Linked DNA regions of Homo sapiens: region 2 is linked to region 1. Evidence: read pairs that join two places in POLR2A ChIA-PET (ENCODE). Cell type or tissue: A673. All regions are shown on one strand. Links, peaks and the distances in the headings refer to the core of each region. The heading gives the core; the rest is flanking DNA.

Evidence for each region. ChIA-PET counts read pairs that join two places held together with the same protein. Peaks named below come from ENCODE experiments on the same cell type or tissue, not always from the same donor. Only the 100,000 strongest peaks of a DNase experiment are listed, where the experiment ranks them.
Region 2: POLR2A ChIA-PET joins it to region 1 with 7 read pairs; 2 of 35 experiments call an interaction of 5 or more read pairs at or near these places.

Annotation. Positions count from the first base shown.
Region 1 is chr12:18,339,835-18,350,755 of GRCh38, forward strand. It overlaps PIK3C2G (phosphatidylinositol-4-phosphate 3-kinase catalytic subunit type 2 gamma), which reads left to right. Exons shown (of 33, transcript NM_001288772.2): 10 at 3,493-3,526; 11 at 6,807-7,002. Among named protein-coding and RNA genes, the nearest start is that of PIK3C2G, 84 kb to the left of the region's middle. In A673, for the core only: CTCF peaks have their summits at 5,400 (motif pointing left) and 5,604; DNase peaks (open chromatin) are centred at 5,407 and 5,717; H3K4me3 peaks cover 1,321 bases; H3K27ac peaks cover 2,589 bases.
Region 2 is chr12:18,418,633-18,429,553 of GRCh38, forward strand. PIK3C2G (phosphatidylinositol-4-phosphate 3-kinase catalytic subunit type 2 gamma) reads left to right here. Exons shown (of 33, transcript NM_001288772.2): 17 at 2,309-2,402; 18 at 5,313-5,407. All of the region lies in intron 2 of LOC124902891 (a long non-coding RNA gene), which reads right to left. Among named protein-coding and RNA genes, the nearest start is that of PIK3C2G, 160 kb to the left of the region's middle. In A673, for the core only: no CTCF peak of the experiment used is centred there; no DNase peak of the experiment used is centred there.

The DNA of each region.
Region 1 (10,921 bases), core at 2,914-7,913:
ATGGAGGTATACCACAAAAATATTTTAAGGATAAACATTGCTGAAAAGCTAAAATGCAAAGCACTAAAGAAATCAAAATTTAAATAATGTAAACAATAAATCCAGAAATTAAATATCAAAGACAGATTTGTGTTTATTTCCCTAAATTTTTCTTAATAAGGAAACACCTTCTCTTTTACTTTCCAATTATAGAAGGAAATGGAATAACTATGTAGTCTCCAAAACTGTTTTTATATGTAGCTATTAAGACCTAGTGCCTTTACAAATAACAACAAGGTAAAACAATCTAATTTGATCATATATAATATAATCATATTTTTCTATTCTGCTTCAGAGTGAAAAAAATATACTACAGCAGGGTGTTCAATCTTTTGGCTTCCCTGGGCCATGTTGGAAGAATTGTCTTGGGCCACACATAAAATACACTAACGCTAACAATAGCTGATAGGCTAAAAAAAAAAAATCTCATAATGTTTTAAGGAAGTTTACATATTTGTGATATTTGTGTTGGGCCACATTCAATGTCATCCTCGGCCACATGTGGCCCACAGGCCGCAGGTTGGACAAGCTTGTATCAGAGTCTTAAAAAGCATTTCACCAGTATGTTTTGAAAACAACTATTTTGATGAGCTTATAAACTTGGCAATTATATGATGCTGAAAAAGGGCTTTCTAATTGGTGATGTTAAGTCAGTATAACAAGGTAGTGAGAATTAACTTTGAACAAGCAGTTATTACTCTTAAATTGTCACATTTTAGAAACATTACAAGCTCCAAGAGCTGATAAAATACATGAGATAAGATAATGCAGATACTAAGATCTACCAGTTTCTATCTAAACATCCTGTGGAAAACTAATTCACTTTTTGGAGTTTTAATTTTCCTCATGTTTAAAACAGAAAAATAAAATAATTTCCTGAGTTCTTGTGAGTATGGGAAACAATGTTAATAAAGGGCCCTGATGACAGTGTAGCTTAAATGAGATCATTGCTGTTAATGGAGGTATTAAGGATGGTGCTGGTGCTAGTTCTGGAGAATCTTTCCCACAACGCCAATATGAAGGCTTTAATTCACACAAGCACCAGGAAGGTTGGCCCTTGTCACCTCATGGCCATCGATTACAGCCAGCCTCCTGACAAATATGAACCACTGCCAGAGGAGGAAACCAGATGTGTGGATGTCGACACGTCTTCCCATCTGTTAAGACTATTTGGTTATTCTTCGACTTTTATGTCCAGTTCTTAACGAATTGGCAAACAACTGACCAAACAACGAGGAAAATATAATTTTAGGATGAAGTATTTCAAAGGATGTTAAAGTATTGCTGGTTATAAAAAGTTTTATCTTCAAAACACTCATTTTCTGAAACTCCTTAAGAGAATAAAAATGACAATTTTCAGAAATATCAAACTTACAATATTTGAAGCTAAAAGAATTCTTCACAAAGGAATTGGGTATTTCATAGGAAAGCCATAAACAATTATAATACTCAAGAAAAACTCATCTTCACATTTCACTTTCCTTATGTACTAGTATAAACACAAAATTTTGTGTGATATTTCTTTGAAACTTTTAAACTCGTAATGTCTAAATATTTATCCTATATTTTGATAAGACTAAAATGATTTTCATGCATAGAAATTAAAAAAGGAGTTGAAAATAAGGAGTTTATTTAATATATGTCAATAGACAAAATAGTTCAATATTCTGTAAAAACTGGGTCCCACTTATTTTGAGCAGACTGCTGAAAGCTCATTTATTCTACATCAGTTGCATTTATACTTTTGTTCATCTCTTTTTCCATCCCATTTTAAATGTGAGCCCACCTATGTAAGAGTACTGGCACACATAGTAAGTACATTTTACAGAATTTGTGCAGTAACCAGCTACAGTTAACAATGCCAAAGCAGTCTATCCACCCACCATGAACTTAAGATTGAAGAAATGACAAATACAGGTCTTCTGCCAACAAACTGTGAAATTTAAGAAGCTTTTCTTTTTCTTGGCTGCATTTTTGGTCAACATGCAAAGGACTATTTCCTGCCATACAGGGAAGTCCTTAGGTGTTTATTAAATGTAAGTTTTGGCAAGATGAAGAATTATATGACAAACATACTTGTACTCTATTTTATTCTCTGACCCAGCACTGGAAACAATTTGCATCCTTCAAATTATATTCCAGAACTCACATAATTTAATTTCCATTAAATGCTTACATAATAGGCGAACCACGAAGTGAAAATATGGTCTTGCACATCATGGTGTAGGTGGATGTCACGGTGATTTTCTAATACAAGTTTATATTTCTAAATAAATTGAATTTTAGTTAAATCAGTCTAACATTTTTAATAGTCTCACCCACATAGATAGAGTGGGGATCTTATATGTAGTTGTTAAGAGTAGCAACTGATACTATACTCTAATGAAATATTTTGCCTAATAGAAATGCTTCTGAAAAGGTTCATGCAAATGATGCTTTTAATTAAAAAGTTGCATATAAATGTAATGACATTTTAAACATGATCAAAATGTTCTCTCTCTAAAGGAATACTGTAACAATTTTTTTGTTACGGAAAAACAATTATTCTCTAATTTATTTGTTTGAGAAACCTGGCTTTTAACTAATTGTATTTCCTTAAATGCAAGACTTGAAATTTTATTTTTTTATTTTTACTTTTTTAAATTTTGAGTTTATAAATTTAAAAAATTTTAATGTTAATTAAAATGGATCTTATTAAAAATTGTATTTCCTTTTGGGCTGAAACCATTTTTTAGGATGTCTATAAATCACCTTATACAGTTTTCATGATAGTTTAGTTACAACCAGCAAATCCTAAGCCACCAAAGTAATTCTAGGCTTCTAACAAGGATAAAAATAAATAAATAAGGAAGGCCACCACACTAATGGACATGAATTTAAAGAATAATGAAAATGAAAACCAAAAAAATAGGATTTCAGATTGTATTTTTTATTTAAGATATGACTCAAGATATTTTATTTTTTCAAGTGTTAGACTATCAGATTTTTAAAAATTCCCTAAGAAGAAAAAAAGAAAGAAAACTATTTAGTGAATCTGTACTGATTTTGTCCACTTCAATTCAGTCTTGTTTTTGGTGCTGTCCAAAGCTTGCTGAATAACTGCTAGGAATAAGAGCTGGACACGGCATACAGAGAGAATTAGAAATGCACTTTTATCAAAAAATCAGTCACTGTTATGTAAGGAGGATTGAGCTTAGACAATCTGTTGTGGTAATTTCTTTTTAAAAAAATACATAACCTACATTGCTTATTACAATATTTAGAAAGTTTTTATTTCATCATACAATTTAAATTCATCCTGTTTAATAAGCAAATTGATATATGATGCCAAGAAATATTTTGTTGTTTTACCATGACAAAGAAATTATAATGTTTAGATTTTGGACATTACTATTTGACTATTTTGTGAATTTGTTGTGCGAATAACAAGTATAATTTTACATTTTTTTTCAGAATTTTTATCAAAGTTCAGAGACTTCAGCAAAAGGTAAAACATACATGTACTCAAGTATTTTGAAATAAAGAAAAAAATAAGTTACAGAATCCAAAATACTTTTTTCAATTTTTTTATGCAAATACTGTGGTAACACACAACACACACACACACACACACACACACGAGCTTTTTGAGGAGAAAGATGCTTTTCTAAAGTTCTTTTTATTAATGGAAGTGATTATTCTGCAAGGGAATAAAAATCTGCACTCTCTAAACTTTTAGCCTGATATTTTAAAAATAATGAGAAAAATAAAAAGATCTATAAAAATTATAATACTGAAAATATCTTATAACCATTCCAAGACATTGAAAATTTTACCATTTACTTAATTATATTTTGATGTAAGAAAAATTAGAAAAGTAGTAGATGTCTGTCTGCAAGGTCATCCACTTCAAATTTGAATTCCAGCTCTATTTGAAAGACCAAGCTAATATAACAGGTAGGAGGATTTGGTTCTGGAATAATTAGTGTTTACAGAGGCTTCGAGTCTATAAAATTGCAAGCCACGGGAGGACTTTGCCTCTATAGAAAACAGTAGGTGTGAGATTGCATGGGACGGAGCAGTCTGACTTTTGGAATCAGGCAGAACTGGTTTTGAATTTCAACTCTCCCAACTCAAATCTCAACTGGTTTTGAATCAAAGACTCTGCTTTCAGAGTCTGTGAATCTAGATTAAACTCTTTGATCCCGTTATAGTAATATGCATAAACAATATAATAGGATTTAATGTGCAGGATCTGGTCAGGATCGTTCTTGGTTGTAGATGGTACTTGGCACAGGAATACTCTGAGTATCTGCAAGAAAACTGCCTGCCCCTCAGATGTTCAACTAACCCCTGGATTCAGAACAATCCATTGGAAAGCAAATGAAAACCTAACCTGCCCTCCACACCCTTAACTGTTTCAGTAAAGAGTCACGTACAAAAGTATATCCTCTCAACTCTAATTCCCACCACTCAAAAGAAGACACTCAATTAAGTTTGAGGAACTCCCCCGTCTCACATCAAAAAGGAAAATAGGGTGGCGGAGGGTATAAAGAAACTTGTGCAAGTACAAAAACCCTATTCTAGGTGTTCATAAAACTCCAGAACACCATAGAGGGAGGGAAGGAATGGACACTTCCTGACAGTATTGCTAACAGAATCTAAGTGGTCGTATGTGGAGTGAGCGAGCTGCAGGCGTGTCTGTATGAAACTGATTCTCCCTTTCTATCAGGAATGTTGTAATGAGGTCTCCTCCCCCATATTCCTCAGGGGACTGGAATATGAGATCCCACAAAACTGTACAGAAATGTTCCTGGAGACTTATATTCTATAATAAATCATGATAGATTTTAATTGAGTCTAAATTGCACATAGATTGTCCTTGCCTCTTTATTTCATGGCACTATAACTCTTTTCCAGAGTAAAATTAGGTGCGATAAACACTTTTCCCACCATATTTCACCACCAAGCCCTGTGTCTTGGGTTCTTAATATGTTTTGATGATGTTATTTGAAATGTAGTCTGCATCCAGAGTTCAGGAAGTAAAACATAATGCATAAGCATACATCTCTATGCAAACTCAAAGTAGCAAATTTTATCCAAGAACCATGTTTCTGCATGAAAAGCAAAAAGTAGAGTTTAATTAACCAAATGGCTAAGTTTTCCCCAAAATATACGCTAAAGCTTAAATTAATAAATCAAATTTATGATTTATTTTAGATGTGTGTTCACTTGCACAATGTTGGGAATTCTTGAAAAGGAGTTTGTGCTTCCTGCTTCAGTATACCAAAAGTACAATTTGGAGATAAAGAAACAAGATGTTTCCATAAATTTATAATGCTCTGCCTCCTGCTGTTCAGCAGAATCTCTGTTGGTTGGCCTCCAAGTTTGATGAGGCCTCTTTTAAGACTATTTTTACACTGCTTTACTCTTCCGCTTCATTAATTGCTACTGCTGACTTCTCAGAGAATTTTAATTACAGGTTTTCTTTTTCCTCTGCTTGTCCCCCCCAGACTGTTTCAACAGAGGGCACAATTTAAGAAATATAACAAATAAGGAAAATTAATCTACCTTATATATTTTGTACAAATTTATGAATAACTAAGTGAAAAATAGCATGTGTTAAACAACAACAAAAATGTTTAATTATAGACAGACGTACTGAGGCACAGACAGGATGTGGGAGGAAGCTCCATGTCAAGCTGGCCCCTTTCCTGAAGCATCCAACTGCCTGTGTGCTGGAACACTGTAGATTATCAAAGGAAATATCTAGCTCTTTGCACTATTTTCATTTCCAAACAATTAGAAACAAAAGGCAATTCATGCTTTTTTAACTTATAAAGTGTTTATTTCTAGAATTTTCTTTTAATTTTTTTTTACTTAAGTTTACTTAAGGTAACAAACTGTGGAAAGCGAAAGTACTGTTAAGACTGAACTACTATATAGGGAATTGCATGTTTTAAAAGCAACTTATAAAGAATTGCATGTGTTTGAATAAACAACTGTATCGACTAACTTAGCACATGGAATCATCACAGCAGATCTTAAGAACACAATTTCTGATGATGTGCTTACTTGTTCTCAATTTCTACTTAGCTGCCAGAGGAAAACTATTAGCTCCTATAACTAGTAATTTTTCATTTTTCTTCTTTCATGACAAGTCACTTTTAGGAATAACCAGTAGACTCCTTTTAAATAACTAATGGCAAAACTCAAGAAAGTCTTTGATTTTGAAGAGATACAGTAAACATCATAAATCTTTCATTTCAAGCTGGTTTTAAATCCTAGCCTTGTACTATTTTCATTCTCTTTTTAATATCAACACATTGTATATGATTAGTGTTCAGTTAATAGTAAACATGATAGCATCATCAAATTTATTATGATTAATTCTTTAGATGGAATTTGTTTGATGTACTTATAAGCCATCTATATTCCTTGTCTGAAAATTAATTTTAAACAATCACAAATCAGAACAAAAATTATTGCAAATTACAGTTGATCAGAATGTCAAATTAATAATTTTTTAAATTCCAAATTGTTATGAAAAGGCCATGCTTCCAAGATTTCTGCAGCTGAAGATCAGAAAGCTTATTGATGTCTAATCTAGCAGCAACTAAACCAGGTTGCATTCAGAGGTACAGATAGTTAATTCTCTTCAATTGGTAAAGGGTCACTTTAATTAAAATTATTGAAATTGTATTATATGACATTTCAAAGCTGTAATTGATGGCCTATGATAAATATGGCCCTTCTTAGTGACTTGATCTCTATCTCTTCCTTTCTAGGCTTGATAGAGAAGGTAACAACTGAACTATCCACATCCATCTACCAGCTAATCAATGTCTACTGTAACAGCTTTTATGCAGATTTTCAGCCTGTAAATGTACCTAGATGCACTTCCTATCTAAATCCCGGGCTTCCTTCCCACCTCAGCTTCACAGTGTATGCAGCACACAACATTCCAGAAACCTGGGTGCACAGGTGAGTGGTGGTGAGTTTTTCACAAAAGCATTCATTTTTACATAGCTTCTAAGTAGAATGCAATTTGTCATGTTCTTATATGCAGGAGCAAAGATTTCATAAAATTTTGGAATTAATCAGCATAGTTTTATCCATATTCTTAAAATCACATTTTAAATGTTTAGATTCAAAATGGATATTTAATTTTCTTTCTTCTTCCATTTCCCATATTTAAATAATTGTCATTGCCAATATATCGTTATGGAAATAGAAAATACTAATTCCATTTAGTGGCTCCTCTAAAATTTTCTTTTTCATGTTTGGGTTTAAATGGCTAATGCTAGTTAAGAAAACATAGTAAGACAAAAACATATGCACATGCAGAGAGATAGAGAGTCTTTAAAAATAGAAAAAAAAAATCACTCTGATCCCCACCAGGTTTCAGTGGTATTTTGCAAGAATTGTACCTTGATAAAATGAGAATTAGCCAAGAATTATTTGCGTTTCAATAGAAATGAACGACAATTACACATGGAATATCATCAGATTTTAAGTTGACTCTGTAGTATTTTCTTCAATAACATAATTACAGTAATATAGAGATAATTAAAGTTGATAAGATAGTAATTTGGTAATGGATTTATTATACTTACTGCATTTAGCATCTCAAGGAAAAACTGAAATAAATAATTTCAGTAAACATTCAACTTTTGGCCGGGCACAGTGGCTCATGCCTGTAATCCTAGCACTTTGGGAGGCCTAGGCGGGCAAATCACTTCAGGTCAGAGGTTCAAAACCAGCCTGGACAAAATGGTGAAACCCCGTCTCTACTAAAAATACAAAAAATTAGCAGGGCATGATGGCACGTGCCTGTAATCCCAGCTACTCTGGAGGCTGAGGCAGTAGAATCGCTTGAAACCAGGAAGCAGAGGTTGCAGTGTGCAGTGAACTGAGATCGTGCCACTGCACTCCAGCCTGGGGGACAGAGTGAGACTCTGTCTCAAAAAAAAAGAAAAAAAAAATCAATCTTTATCTTGATCTGTATTTTTTAAAAAATAAACTGTATAAATATTCAGAGTAAATTAAAGAGGAAATTTTACCTATGTATATAAAAAACACTATCTACACACATATTTGTTTAGAATCCATAAAATAATATTTTTATTCTTTTTCCTTTTATAATTTTATGAAAAATTTTAAAGGGCCGATGTATAGTAAAATAAATTATTACTCTAATTAATGTTTTCTTTTAATTTTCTAACCATCAATAAATACTCCTTAGTTTGAATTCCCATGGAAAATCCCTATAGCCGGATAAATACAGATAAAGCTATATGTATAGGGCATGCATTTATATATGTGTGTCTATATGTAGAGAGACAAGGATAAATATATATATAAATATATACATATGTGTGTAAATGCAAAATGTAAAATATATACATATGTGTGTAAATATACATATGCGTGCAAATGTAAAATGCATATGAATATAAAAAAGTGTGCATTTACGCGTGTGTGTGTGTGTGTGTGCGTATGAATGATCTAACCAACTCTCCTTTTTCTGTCTCTACATAGTACCTACATGCAGAGTAAAAATAGAGCACTTTCTAATATTGTTATATACAGGTAGATGTGTACATATGTACATATAATTATAAATATAAAATAATGCTTTTCTGCAAATGTTCCTATAATCAATAAATAAATTAGGGCTTTGATGAAGGAAACAAAATCATCCCAGCCATTCATTACTGGAACAAACTATAAAGGGCTGGACATGGGAAAACATGAAGCTATTCCTGTCTTAAGGAATCCATGGACCAGTCAAAATTCTTTGGGAAGAGGCTCCAGCAAGATGTCTTACCTCATGACAAATTACATCTTTATTGTAGATTTTCCTAGGGACCTAGTATATAAGTTATCTATTAATACATAACCAATTACCCCAAAGCTTAGCAGTTTAGCACAACAAACTTTGATGAGTTCACATTCTGAGGCTCAAGAATCTGGGAAGCAGTTTTGCTGGGTGGATCTGGCTTAAGGTTTCCCATGAGTTGCAGTCAAACTGTTGACTGAGACCACAGTCATCTCAAGCTCACTGGGGCTGAAGAATCCACTTCTAAGGTGATATTGATGTGGTTATTGAAAGACCTCAGTTCCCCATGGTGTATAGGTGTGGGAGCCTCAATTCCTTGCCACAGAGTTTTCAACAAATGTCCTCAGGCCATAGAGTTGGCTTTTCCCAGAGCAGATGATCCAAGGAATGAGAGAGAGTCCATGAGCAAGGGAACACCACAGACAGAAGAGACAATCTTTGTAATCTAATCTTGGAAGTGGTATACCACTACTTCTGCCATATTGTATCCTGTGGGAAAGCATGATACAAGGGTTCGCATACCAGGAGACAGAATCATTGGGGGCTATCTTGGAGGCAAGACACCTGGGAAGAAACCAGGCCAGAGGTATCTCCAGAAGCATAGGTACTGACAAACTGAGGGGGTAAAATAACAAAGTGACAACTTTCTAGATGGCTTTAGTCAAAAGGACCATAATTAATGTCAGCAAGTGAAACTAATTTGTTAAGGTACAGGACTCTACAATAAAAAAGAGTGAAACATTCACTATCAAATCTGAGGATCTGAAACTGAATTATCATCTACTCCACAGATGCCTTCAGGGAACACCCCACTCAAGCTATCAAAGACAAATGAGAATGTATCTTACTTAGAATAATTTGATTAAACAAATTCTTTCCTTGATTCATTACACTGATTAAGAACTCATTCATATTTATCCTAAATTTCTCATTATATAGAATAGAAATTTAATTACTTAACTTTATCCTCTCTATAGATTGAAAGTGCCTTTATCTCACTCAAAGATGAGATAAATTTATCGTTTTGTGTATGTATTTCATGATGCTCATTATCTTAATAATAGCATATTGTTAGTTCTCCCCCAAGTCCTTTTACAATGTCCGTGTGACCATGCACATTTGTAGGTAGGACTATAGTTTTTAAAAACCTCTAGTACCCAAAACATGTCCTGGCATGCAACAGGCACTCGATAAAGATTGGTTAAAAATGTTTGAACAAAATCCCTTGAATAGAGAAATGTGTCATACTTGGTTTGTGAAATTGTTACATGGGTCTCGACAGCAGGAATACGTAGTCCATGTCGTGGTTATTACTGAGGGCAAAAATGTAAGCTGAGCTGAAAACTATAAAGAAGCAATGACCATACAGGAAGGTAGACCAGGAGATATTCCAAGGAAGCCAAGAAAATATTACAATAGAGGTACAAAGCTAAGTGCCTGAGGTCAAGAGGGCCAGCATCAGTGAAAGTGAGTCCAGAGCAATTAGTGGCAGTGTAAGAGTGGTTGACTAGACAATTCTTAAAATGATTGTTAGTAATAATTAGTAAGAGTTCAGCAGAATCATATTGTTATATGAGGAGATTATAAGTAAGTCAGTAAACATTATTTTTAAAAAATCCCTTAAGTCACTCATAAAGTATGGTATCATTGTTTGATAAATAGAATGCAAAAATAATTATGCAAAAATGCATAATATGTACAGTAATACATATTATGTAATAAAGTATATCTGTGCAAAAAATGATTTGACAGTACTTTCAATTATGGGATACTGTGTGCACAGGGGCAAGTTGAAATTCTTTCTCATCAAGACGATGCCCTTTTTATGGGGAAGATTCGAATGGCATATAGAGGTTTCTTGTCCCATAACCTTTGCCATTAAAAGGTACATGTGTGCAGTTTATGTCTTCCATTCATGTCACTAAAGTCTAATTTATAAACTTGGCTCATCGTATTAGCACATTAAGGAATGTGTGGGAAACAGGCACAATCTCTCAATATAAATACTGATGCATATACCAACCAAATATTGGCATAAAGACCAACATAATGGACTCTGAA
Region 2 (10,921 bases), core at 3,316-8,315, 79 kb after region 1:
GAAATTAAAAGCAAGCATTAAAGGCTAGAGCCATTAGGATAGAAAAATCAACAGAACTCGGCAACTGATTAGATGTAAAGATAAGAGAATACTAGGAATTCCAAAAACTTTTATTCAACTGCGCTTGGGCTAGGGAACCATAACTAAATGAGCCTGCCCTCAATGATGTATATAATATAGAATTTTATAGAGAAGGGAGTTATCAACTCCACAGGGTGTTAAAATATTGCTGGAACAGCTTCACAGGTAAATTGATGCTTGAGCTTGGAGTTCATGGATGAATAGAATTCCATCAGATGGGAAAGGTGAAAAAAGTAATAAAGAGGGGCAAAATATTACCTTTAACATTTTAAGTCTATGTAATTGGAGAAAGGTGATAACACAGACTACAGTGAGGAAGGCTGGTAGTAAAGATGTTTACGTGTAACGACAATGAGTTCAGGTTGAACAGTCTTCTAAGAAATATGTAGAGAGTGCCTACAAATCTGAAGGCATTGGGGACACATCTATGAACAAAACAGACAAAAATTTACTGCCTTTCTGGAGTTTGCATTCTAGTGGAAATAAACACATAGTTAAAGATATAGCATTCACCAAAGAGCATTGTTTTGTTGTGATGTTCCTTTTATACTCCTCTTTTGTCATTTCTATCAATAAGGTAAAATAGTCACACAGGGAAGCATGGGCGACTGATAGCTAACTTAACAAGTCATCACTTAGGCAACAAAACTTACCTAGTAACTATTCCCTCCAAGACTTCAAACTGTCCTCACACTGACCTTGATGTCTACAAGTTTCAGACAAATGGTTTAGTAATTGAGAGCAATAAATTAGAGTCAATCACATTTAGTTAGGAGAATCTAAAGTCTTAATGTACTAAAACAAGCTGAACTGCTTCTAGCTTTGCATTTTAATTGCACTCTTTCTGCCCTCCACCTGTGCATGACGTTATGCTGAGATCTTCTGACCTTTGCAATACTTCACCAAATGTGTCTGGACCGCAGTTCTCAGTAGGTCTCGTTGCTAGAATGTTCAACAGGAGAAAAATACTGGAAATGTACTTGCAGGTCAGAAATAAGAGTTTTGACTGACTAACCTTATAGGTAAAATTCTTGTTGCAATTAAAATGCTCAGTTTAATGAAGAAAAAATATGTAACTTGCTTAGCATTCCATTTGAAGCTGCCATCAAGGACAATTGAGTTATGTGATACCACTGTTTACTTGACTCGATGGCGGCATAGTTCCCATTTAACCCTTCAGTAACCTGATATGCTGAGAAAACACTGACCATTAAAGACTTTACAGTTTTCTAACCTCCTACTGGAAGCCAATCTTTAGAGCCCTCACCTGACTGGTTGAAAAGCATTCAGTTAGTTGTCTACAAAATTAATTTCTGGTTTGTTTGTTTTTATTTGTAAATAAATTACTATAAGCAGTTCCTTCACGTTTTAAATTATGCTTGTTAATTTTTTTCTAAAAAATTGTTTCTTTAAAATTAATTCTTCTTACCAAAGCCCTAGTAATATCTAATCAATGTCAAAGCAATATGGAGCCAAAATTATCTCCAAGCACTTCCCAGGAACTTTGAGATAATTGAATCTATTTCTTCTGATGGAGCAAGATGACAATTTGAGGAATCCATTTCAGGATAAATTGTCTTTGGAACAGGACTTCAAATGCTAAATACCTCACAAATTTATTTAAATAAAAAACATTTATTAAGTGCCTAATGGGTGCTAAATCTTACAACAGGCAAATGCCATCCAAAAATGAATAAGGCACAGTTTCTTTCAAGAACTTCACAGTCTACTAGTAAGATTTAGCTGTATTAAATTATTTTTGTTTATTTATTCTAAAGAACTTTAGATTTCTGGTTTGTGGTAAGATCTGGCTAAGACTGGTTAAAAATATTAGATCACATTTTGAATCATATAATCAGATTTCCAGTTGGTAATAACTTATTTATCAAATGCTTGGCTAAATAAGAAGCAAAGATTTTCATACTACTTTAGAAAAGATTTTAGATTATCCATAATCCACATTTTATAGATAAGAAAGCCGGCAGGAATCAGACTTAAAACCACATTTCCAAAGTCTAGTTGAAAGGATTTTCTACTGTAGTCCACACGAGAGTATAGAATATGAAAAAATAAGAATTATTTGGTGCTAATATTACCTTAATCGATTGTGGGATAATTGTTTTACCTTATGCACTGGGGGTAGAATTCATTCTCTGTTCTCCCTGACATGTCTTATGCATTATTCCTTACCATTAACAGCTTAGTGGATATATTTACTGTGTATTAGTTTTCCAGATCAAGAAATTCGTAAAGTGGCAGTTCAACAATTAGACAACCTCTTGAATGATGAACTACTGGAATATCTCCCACAGCTAGTTCAGGTAAGAATAGAAGAGTTGCTAAGGAAACCCAGGGTTTTAACTAATTATCTCTAAAAGGTTCCTAATGAATCAACAATAGTCTATCTAGAAGTGACATTGCAATTTGGCCACCCAAGGGACTAAATGATGTCAACATGGGTAATGAAGACATTCTCTAGCTGAAATTGTTACAATTACAAAATACATTAATTCCAAAAAGGAAAATTTTTTAAAAATGATTTCATTTATTAATTAGAATATGAAAAAATAGACATGCTCATGATACAAATTTATAAATATGTATATATAAAATGATAAAAATTACCAAATAAATGTTATGTAGAAAATAATCATTTGCTAGGCAGGTTTTCATAATTTATGAGTTTCTTGCACTTCTTTAGAGGCTTATAATATTGATAATAAATTTTATCACAGTAATTTCTAATAGCCAAATTTTGCCACCAAATAGTACATTTTAGTATCATCAAATATCACAATGTTGGAGTAATTTTAGAAAATAATATAAAGTTATCTAGAAATGTAAGCAAAGACTGATTTAGTCTGAATACGATGAAATATAAACAAGTAAATTAAACATGCCACACATGACCATGTAAATAACAGAGTATCTAATAGATATAGAATAGAAGGTAAGTTGTTTTTGTTTTTTCCAGGATGACTGTATGCTGACAGCTAAATAGATCTAAACTTGTGGTTTTTATGCTTTGTTTTGTTTTTAATCCAGCTTTTTTTTTTTATCTGAAAGGTCAGGTTGTTACAGCTAGTTTGAATGTCAGTTGCCTCAGGTTTTGAAAAGTGACTGGAAACTGGTAGAAGGAGCCTATATTAATAAACTTTAGTAGAGTATGACTGCACAGAGATTATGAATTTCTCTGAAGTTCTCCTTAAAAAAGAGAGCTGGTTTAGAAATAGCTGTACCAGAGAGTACAATCCAGTCTTTCTTGAAAATAAGGGTTAATCTAACTTACAAGTTTACCGTTCATCTCATGACTCATGGGTATGGCAACATGCTATTTCGAGCCCAATTCAGGAGAATACGTTTTCACAAAAGTCTGTAGACATTAAACTCATTTGAAAGTCTCTATCTGAGTAAGTACACTTGGCATCAGGAATGTCATTGAGACCCATATTGCCACAAATCCAAATGTATAAGACAGTGTGCACACAATCTAACACAGCAAATACACAGAAGGCAAAATTAAAGTTTCAACTATGTCATGATTAAAAAGGAAAGTTATAAAATGTCCTGAGATGGAAAGAAATAGATAATGTGACTAGAAAAATTTAAAAAAAAAACACTGGAAGAATTTCAAAACACTCATTGTCCTTAGACTTCTATACTCTACCTTGAATTTCAAACATTCCAACACATAAAAAAATCCTAACCTGTTGGTTGTTCTCTTGAATCATGCTATTTTGTTACGTATTATCATGTTAGAATTATGCAGTCTATATTAAAGCTGTAAGAAAAGACCCTAAGGCTGTAACAAAACAGAAGATGCAGTTCATAGCTAAGAGTCAAATAAGACCCAGACCCAGGGGTTACTGCAAACCACTTCAGATAATGTGGTGTTCACCAGAAAAATTGTCTACATTCTAGATGGTCAGGCGGGATTTAGGGGGAAATTGTAACAGTGGACAGAGTAAAGCAGGAAGCTTGGAAGCGAGGGGTAACACATAGATACTGGGTTCAAGAAGAAATAATGGGCAGACATCTAAAAAGGCAAGCATGTAGGTAATTCTGAAACATACCTCCTGCTCATATGCTCATATAATATGCTCACTATTAGGGCATAAATAAAACCCATGACCTAGTCAGTCCAGCAGTAGCACGTGAATGATAGAGTGCCATGGCTACAGTTTAAGACAGCACACATTATTGTCCTTCTATAGTCAGACAGCATCAGGAGTTTATGCAAATTTGCTGAACTCATCTTCAGCACCCTCACATCTTAGGAATTTATAAACTTTCCCATTCTTGAGGATGGCTAGCATATTGAGGTGTTTCTTCAAGTGTATGTATGACTGGATATTGTACTCATTTTTTCCTGCTGTCTGTACTGTGGTATAAAGCCTGGCTTAGACTCTGAAGCTTTGAGAGAGAGAGAGAGAGTGTGTGTGTGTGTGTGTGTGTAAGAGAGAGAGACTTAAATGGTTTATCAAACAACTAAAGATATAAGCTTTGTCTCTCAAGCAGGAATGGGCATTTTTATGAGAACTGGGTTTTCATTTTCATATATACAGATTCCTGGGATGATGATAGCAGCTCAGCTACAGATTCCTGTCAGTGAAGTCCCTGCAGAGGACAGATGAAGCCCTAAATTAGGTCCCTAAGGATAGTGGGGGCTGCCACTGTTATCTCTGTTTTCTACCCAGTTGAGTATCCTAAAAAACTTAAGAGTTGTTCACAGTGGAGATGAAAGAAAGGATTTGGGACTGAGTTACGGTAGTAACAGTCAGTTTTGAAATTTTAAGCAAAACCTCAAGGCCTGGAGGTTGATAATGATACACCAGTTGATGATGATTTCTGTTAAGGCTTTGAATGTGCATTAATTTCATCTCCAAATAGGAAAAAATATCTGTGGCTTAATAATATTGTATTTAATAATCCAGGACTTTTTGTGTCAGTATTCTCCCCTGGTACATGGTTGAACTCCACCAACCACCTGCCCTTATTTCTTATCCATATACAAGGAAAGGAAGCAAAACTATACAAATCCAAATGGTGTAATGTATATGTGTTTTGTTATTAGTCATATACCGACTCATAAAATCATCGAATGTGTTATTAGCATTTTGTTAAAATATGCATGCTGTTTTCTCTAGTCTTTTCTCAAGCCTCTGAAGTCCCTCTGTATTCTGCTATAATTTTGTTACTGAGAAGTAAAGTAATTGTGTCTCTTACTTCAGGCTGTCAAGTTTGAATGGAACCTTGAGAGTCCTTTAGTGCAACTTCTACTCCACCGCTCCTTGCAGAGCATCCAGGTTGCCCATCGTCTTTACTGGTAAGATTAACTAAATCAGGCAAGGATGCCTTTTTAATTGCCACCTTCTCTATGGGGCAGCTTTAGAGGAAGCAGAATATTTCTTTACCTTATAATTGATACAGACCATAAAATTCAGGCAGTTTTGAGTCTTTGTCAATGTCATTTTTATTTAAGAGGATAATGTGTCATCATTTTCAAAATCTACCAGTTGGACAGTTGCTACTGTTAATCAGGAAGTTAAATCCAAACAGAATTTCAAATCTGAATGATGCCTTTCTTGTAGCTTTAAATGACAAGTGCAATTTGTATATCTACTCCTTGAAGATTTTAATGTAAAATCTAGTTATGAGACTGAATGTTTTTGGAAGAATATGTGGTATAAAAATACTTTCTGTGCAATATTAGTTATAAACCATAAAATTCAAAGGCTAATGTATACTCATTCTGTTGAAAATTTCTAGAGCACTAAACTTTTCCCAAAGCATAAATTTGAAATATTATTAGTGAAGAAATAAGACTGATTCATAAGATGCCAGAATGTCTATAGCAACACCTGAGGATATTAGCATTTCAGTTTCCCCATAGTTTCTGCCAGAACTTAGCTTCTGTACATCAACCCCACTATTCCTTCACACACCGAATTAAGATTGTCAAAAGATGCTATTCCTGAGAAGGCTTGTCAGTTGGACAGTTGCTAGTGGAGACTAACGAATGCTAAAGGTGAAGTAGAAGAAGTTCAAGGACCTGGATTAGCTTGTGAATTTCCAGTCATCAGCCCAGGCTGGGTATATGACTGGAGCAGCTGTACCACATTCTCTACAACACCACGATATATGGAAGGGTATTATACCTACCATTTCCTGTACTTTAAATATCTTTAATGTTGCCATTCTCCAATTCCATATGGCATGTCCAACGTTCAGGGTGTCTATAGTATGATTGGAAATGGGTCCTGATGAATATGAAGAGATGGAAGAGAAAGATGAGGGGGAGGAGAAAAAATGATAATGATGATGCTGATGATGATTCAGCAGATATGGATGAATCAGAAGAAGATGAGGAGAAAGAGAGAGTAGAGTCTTTGATGTTCCCATTTGTAGATGCCACTGCTCGTGCCTTTTTTAGCAAGCCTTCTGCTGATGGAAGCATTGGGATGATTCTAGTCTGCTAAATAGATTTCTCAATAATGTAAATAACTAAATTATTCTCAGCATATAGCAGGAAAACCAGAATGAAATATTGTTCCAGGCCCTGTGTTCTGTATGACATTACATTAGGAATTGGATTGTTTTGGTTTGTTTTGTGTTTTTGAAGTAAAGAAGGAAATGGGTTGCTTTTTTTCTCTAGCTAAAGGACAGACATTTCTTTTTTTTTTTTTTTTTTTTTTTTGAGTCGGAGTCTCACTTTGTCACCAGGCTGGAGTGCAGTGGTGCAATCTCAGCTCACTGCAACCTCCAACTCTCTGGTTCAAGCGATTCTTCTGCCTCAGCCTCCCGAGTAGCTGGGACTACAGGCACACACCACCACGCCTGGCTAATTTTTGTATTTTTGGTAGAGACAGGGTTTCACCACATTGGCCAGGATTGTCTTCATCTCTTGACCTCATGATCTGCCTGCCTTGGCCTCCCAAAGTGCTGGGATTACAGGTGTGAGACACCAAGCCCAGCTGACATTTCTTCCTTTTAAAATATTTTATACTTAAAAACATAGAGAAATGGAGAGAGAATTGTTTTGAATAAGGATTTAAAGTGTAGCAGAAATACCTACACAAGGGTAGATAAATACCATGTGACTGAATGATTCTGTGAAAAGATTTCCTGAAGTTAAGAGTTATTTATAAATGAAATAAAATTTCTAATTAGGCCAATCCATGTAGTGATTTCTTATATTTTGTACTCACAGAGAACTAATTGGATAAATAACTTGAATGCTAGTGGTTTGTCCTTTCTTACACAATATATCCTTGGATTTAAAGTCTTTGTCATCAAGACCTTGACTTTGAATTTTTCATCACTACAACCTTGAATTTAATTTCAAGTCTTCAACATGATGACCTTGAATTTAAAGTCTTCAACACTATGACCTTTATCATATTATTCATAGATGCATCATTTTTGAAATGTAGTATGTAAAAGTATTTATGGGTTGTTTATTAACAAAAAAAATTCTTTGCGATGTCTCATGTGGTTTAAAATTACTATTTCTGTTTTGTTTCTCCTTTATACACTTGACTATCTAACTTTGTGATAAGTGACATGAATTTTATGTTAGGATTAAGTGTGTTTTCCTGAAACATTGATTTTTTTTTGTGATTATATAATTGAGAGTTAAGAATAAAATCCTTCTAATGTTAAAAACTCACTTATTAAAAACAAATTTTGGTTCCAATCCTGTTTTCAAAAAACGATTTATCCTATTATCACCTACACTTGATTCTATTGAACATAATATTCTTTGCATACTGTTCTTCCTACTTTCCTTTGTATTGTTAACCTTGTTGATTCAATTTTAATTTCATAGGACAAAGTTTTAACAATTATAAGTTTCAATGACCTAAGGATAAAATTAGATCTATGTTTTACTCTCCTGAATGTATGACAGGCATCATTTAGTTGCTTTGATTGATAGTTAAGACCACTAAATAACAGGAAAACAGCAAGTCAATATCATTTTGGAGTGTCATATTTTTCTGCTTCAAGAAATGTTACTCATAATGAGATCACTCTTCTCATGAAAATCACTCAAGAAGATGTAGCAAAGAAGATACACAGGAACTTGGTCGGAGACTGTTTGATTTGATGCTTATTTTCATTTTAAATGCCTAATTTAAAAAGCAGAACAATTCCTCTAGCATGTTATTATAATAAAACATAAGATACATTGACTGGCATGAGGCCCTTCCATGAATAGACTCTTATTAAAGCTCTGAATGAAGTCTTATTTTCTTCAGTTTTTCAGAAAGCTACTTTGGGGCAAAGGAAAGTTAAGTGGATACACTTTGTGGTGTTCTGCTGTCATATTAAATGTAAGACTCCATTAAACTCAATGTTTAATTCCCTTAAAACTTTACTGTTTTTTGCATGCATTATTAAAATGCACACATATTAAAAAAGTAACATAGCCAGATAACAATTTTTATTTTAATATTTGAACAAAAATATAAAAATATATAAAGTATAAAATATATAAAAGACAATGTTTTAGGCGGGCGTGGTGGCTCACGTCTGTAATCCCAGCACTTTGGGAGGCCAAGGCTGGTGGATCACCTGAGGTCAGGAGTCCGAGATCAGCCAGGCCAACACGGTGAAACCCCCATTTCTACTAAAAATACAAAAATTAGCCGGGCCTGGTGGCGGGCGCCTGTAATCTCAGCTACTCAGGAGGCTGAGGCAGGAGAATTGCTGGAACCCGGGAGGTTGCAGTGAGCCGAGATCGCGCCATTGCACTCCAGCCTGGGCTGACAACAGCGAGACTCCATTAAAAAAAAAAAAAAAAAAAGTTTTAAAAGTATATTAAAAATATAATAAAATATTAAAGACTTATTCTAATTGACTAACGATTGTTAAAATACTTGGACCACCTCAGTAAGTTCTTCATTTGCTAAAGTTGTATGAAAAGTGGAGTCATTTGAAAGGCAACAATGGGTGCACACAAAGTGGTAAATCAATGTCATACTTGCAAATTCATGTAAACACAATTACGTCACTGTTTCCAAAAAGGTTGGAAGGGAAGCTTTTTTGTGTATAATTCTCATCCTTTCGAAAAAAAAAATCAAGCCCATTTTTCCTTTCAGTGATTCAAGGAGAAACTAAGAAGGAATAGAAAAGAATATAAATTATAAATGGACTGTTTGTTTTGAGAGCTTTGTTTGTAAGAATATGAAAAAAGAGAAATAAAACAGGAAGGAGTTTTCTTTAACTTTTAAGTCCAGGGTCACACGTGTAGGTTTGTTACATAGGTAAACATGTGTCATGGGGATTTATTGTGCAGATTATTTCATCACCCAGGTATTAAGCCTATGACCTATTAGTTATTGTTCCTGATCCTCTAAGGGGGGAGATTCAAAAGTGCCTACATCCCCTTAAAACAAATAAAAATTAAGAATCAGGCAACATGCACTAAGCATAAAATAATATTAATTATATTTAAAATATATCAGAGTTAAAAAATATAGCTCAAGCCAAGCATCATATTTAGGGAGTGACTGCTTCTGTGCAAAATGTTTGTGTTAAAACTTTAAAGATGCAGCTCCCATCTCACGATTCATGAAAAAAAAATACTCAAAATATCTTTCCTTAAAAAAAAGTCTTATTTAAAAAAAAAAAAAACTAGAAACCCATCAGTCATGAGTTTATGAGATTTTTTTTCACGTGGATGAATTACTGCTTCCTCAGATTCACCATATTCAAAACTGAACTAAATATCCTGTCTTGCTCACACAGGTCTTGAGGTCTTCCTTGTTTCTCACTAACATGACCAATTATTCACCAAGCCCTATAACTCTATATATCCTCAACAGCGCTCCCTGCTCCACAACTTCCACCTGTCACTATCAGTGATCAGAAAGTTGCCTCACCAGATACTGAGCTATGAATAAGTAAGATTGGAATGAAAACCATCTTGACTACTTGGCATCACTGTGGGTAGCCTTTCTGAGAGGTGAAATTGACTTAGGCTCACGTGAGTCTCTTCCACTGGAAGAGTGAATGTAGGATGAATAGCCCCTATTTTCCAAGGCAAGTGAGTTAACTAGAAGCTTTGTGTTTGAATTTAAAAGCTTTACCTCACAGTTTGCATCCTAAAAGGTGGCTATAAATGGGAACCATAACATTTGGAGCTTATGCCCAGGAGGCCCCTCCCCCATTATGTAACAATTAATTACAAAAGCTTAAATGTAGTGCCCCTTTCCATTTGGAATAGGAAACACTTTAACCACTAGTCAAGTATTGAGTTGAGTGGTGGCCCCAAAGAAGATATGTCCACAGCCTAACCTCAGAAACCTGTGATTTGTGAATGTGACCTTATGGAGAAAAAGGGTCTTTGACGATAGAATTTAATTAAAGATCTTGAGATTAGTTCCCCCTGGATTATCAGGGTGAGCCCTGAATCCAATGCCAAGTGACCTAAAGAGAGGCAGAAGAGGAGAAGACACACACAGAGAGAAGGTCATGAAAAGGGAGGCATTGATTGCAGCCTCAAGCCAAGGAATGCCTAGAGCTACCATAAGCTGGAAGAGGCAAGGAAGGTTCTCCCCGGAGCCTTGGGAGAGAGCACAGCCCTGCTTACACCCTGATTTTGGACTTCTGGCCTCCAGAACTGTGAGAATACATTTCTGTTATCACTAGTTTGTGTTAACTTGTTACGGCAGCCACAGGAAAATAATATAACAGACTTTATGAAGGCTCTGAGTCAATTGCCTAGGATGTCACATCATCAGGAAGCTTTCCCTGACCCTCTCCCAGCCACCATCTGGGATTGAGTATTGCTTCCACATCATGTCAAACAGCATACTGTTCATGACTCTGCCAGACA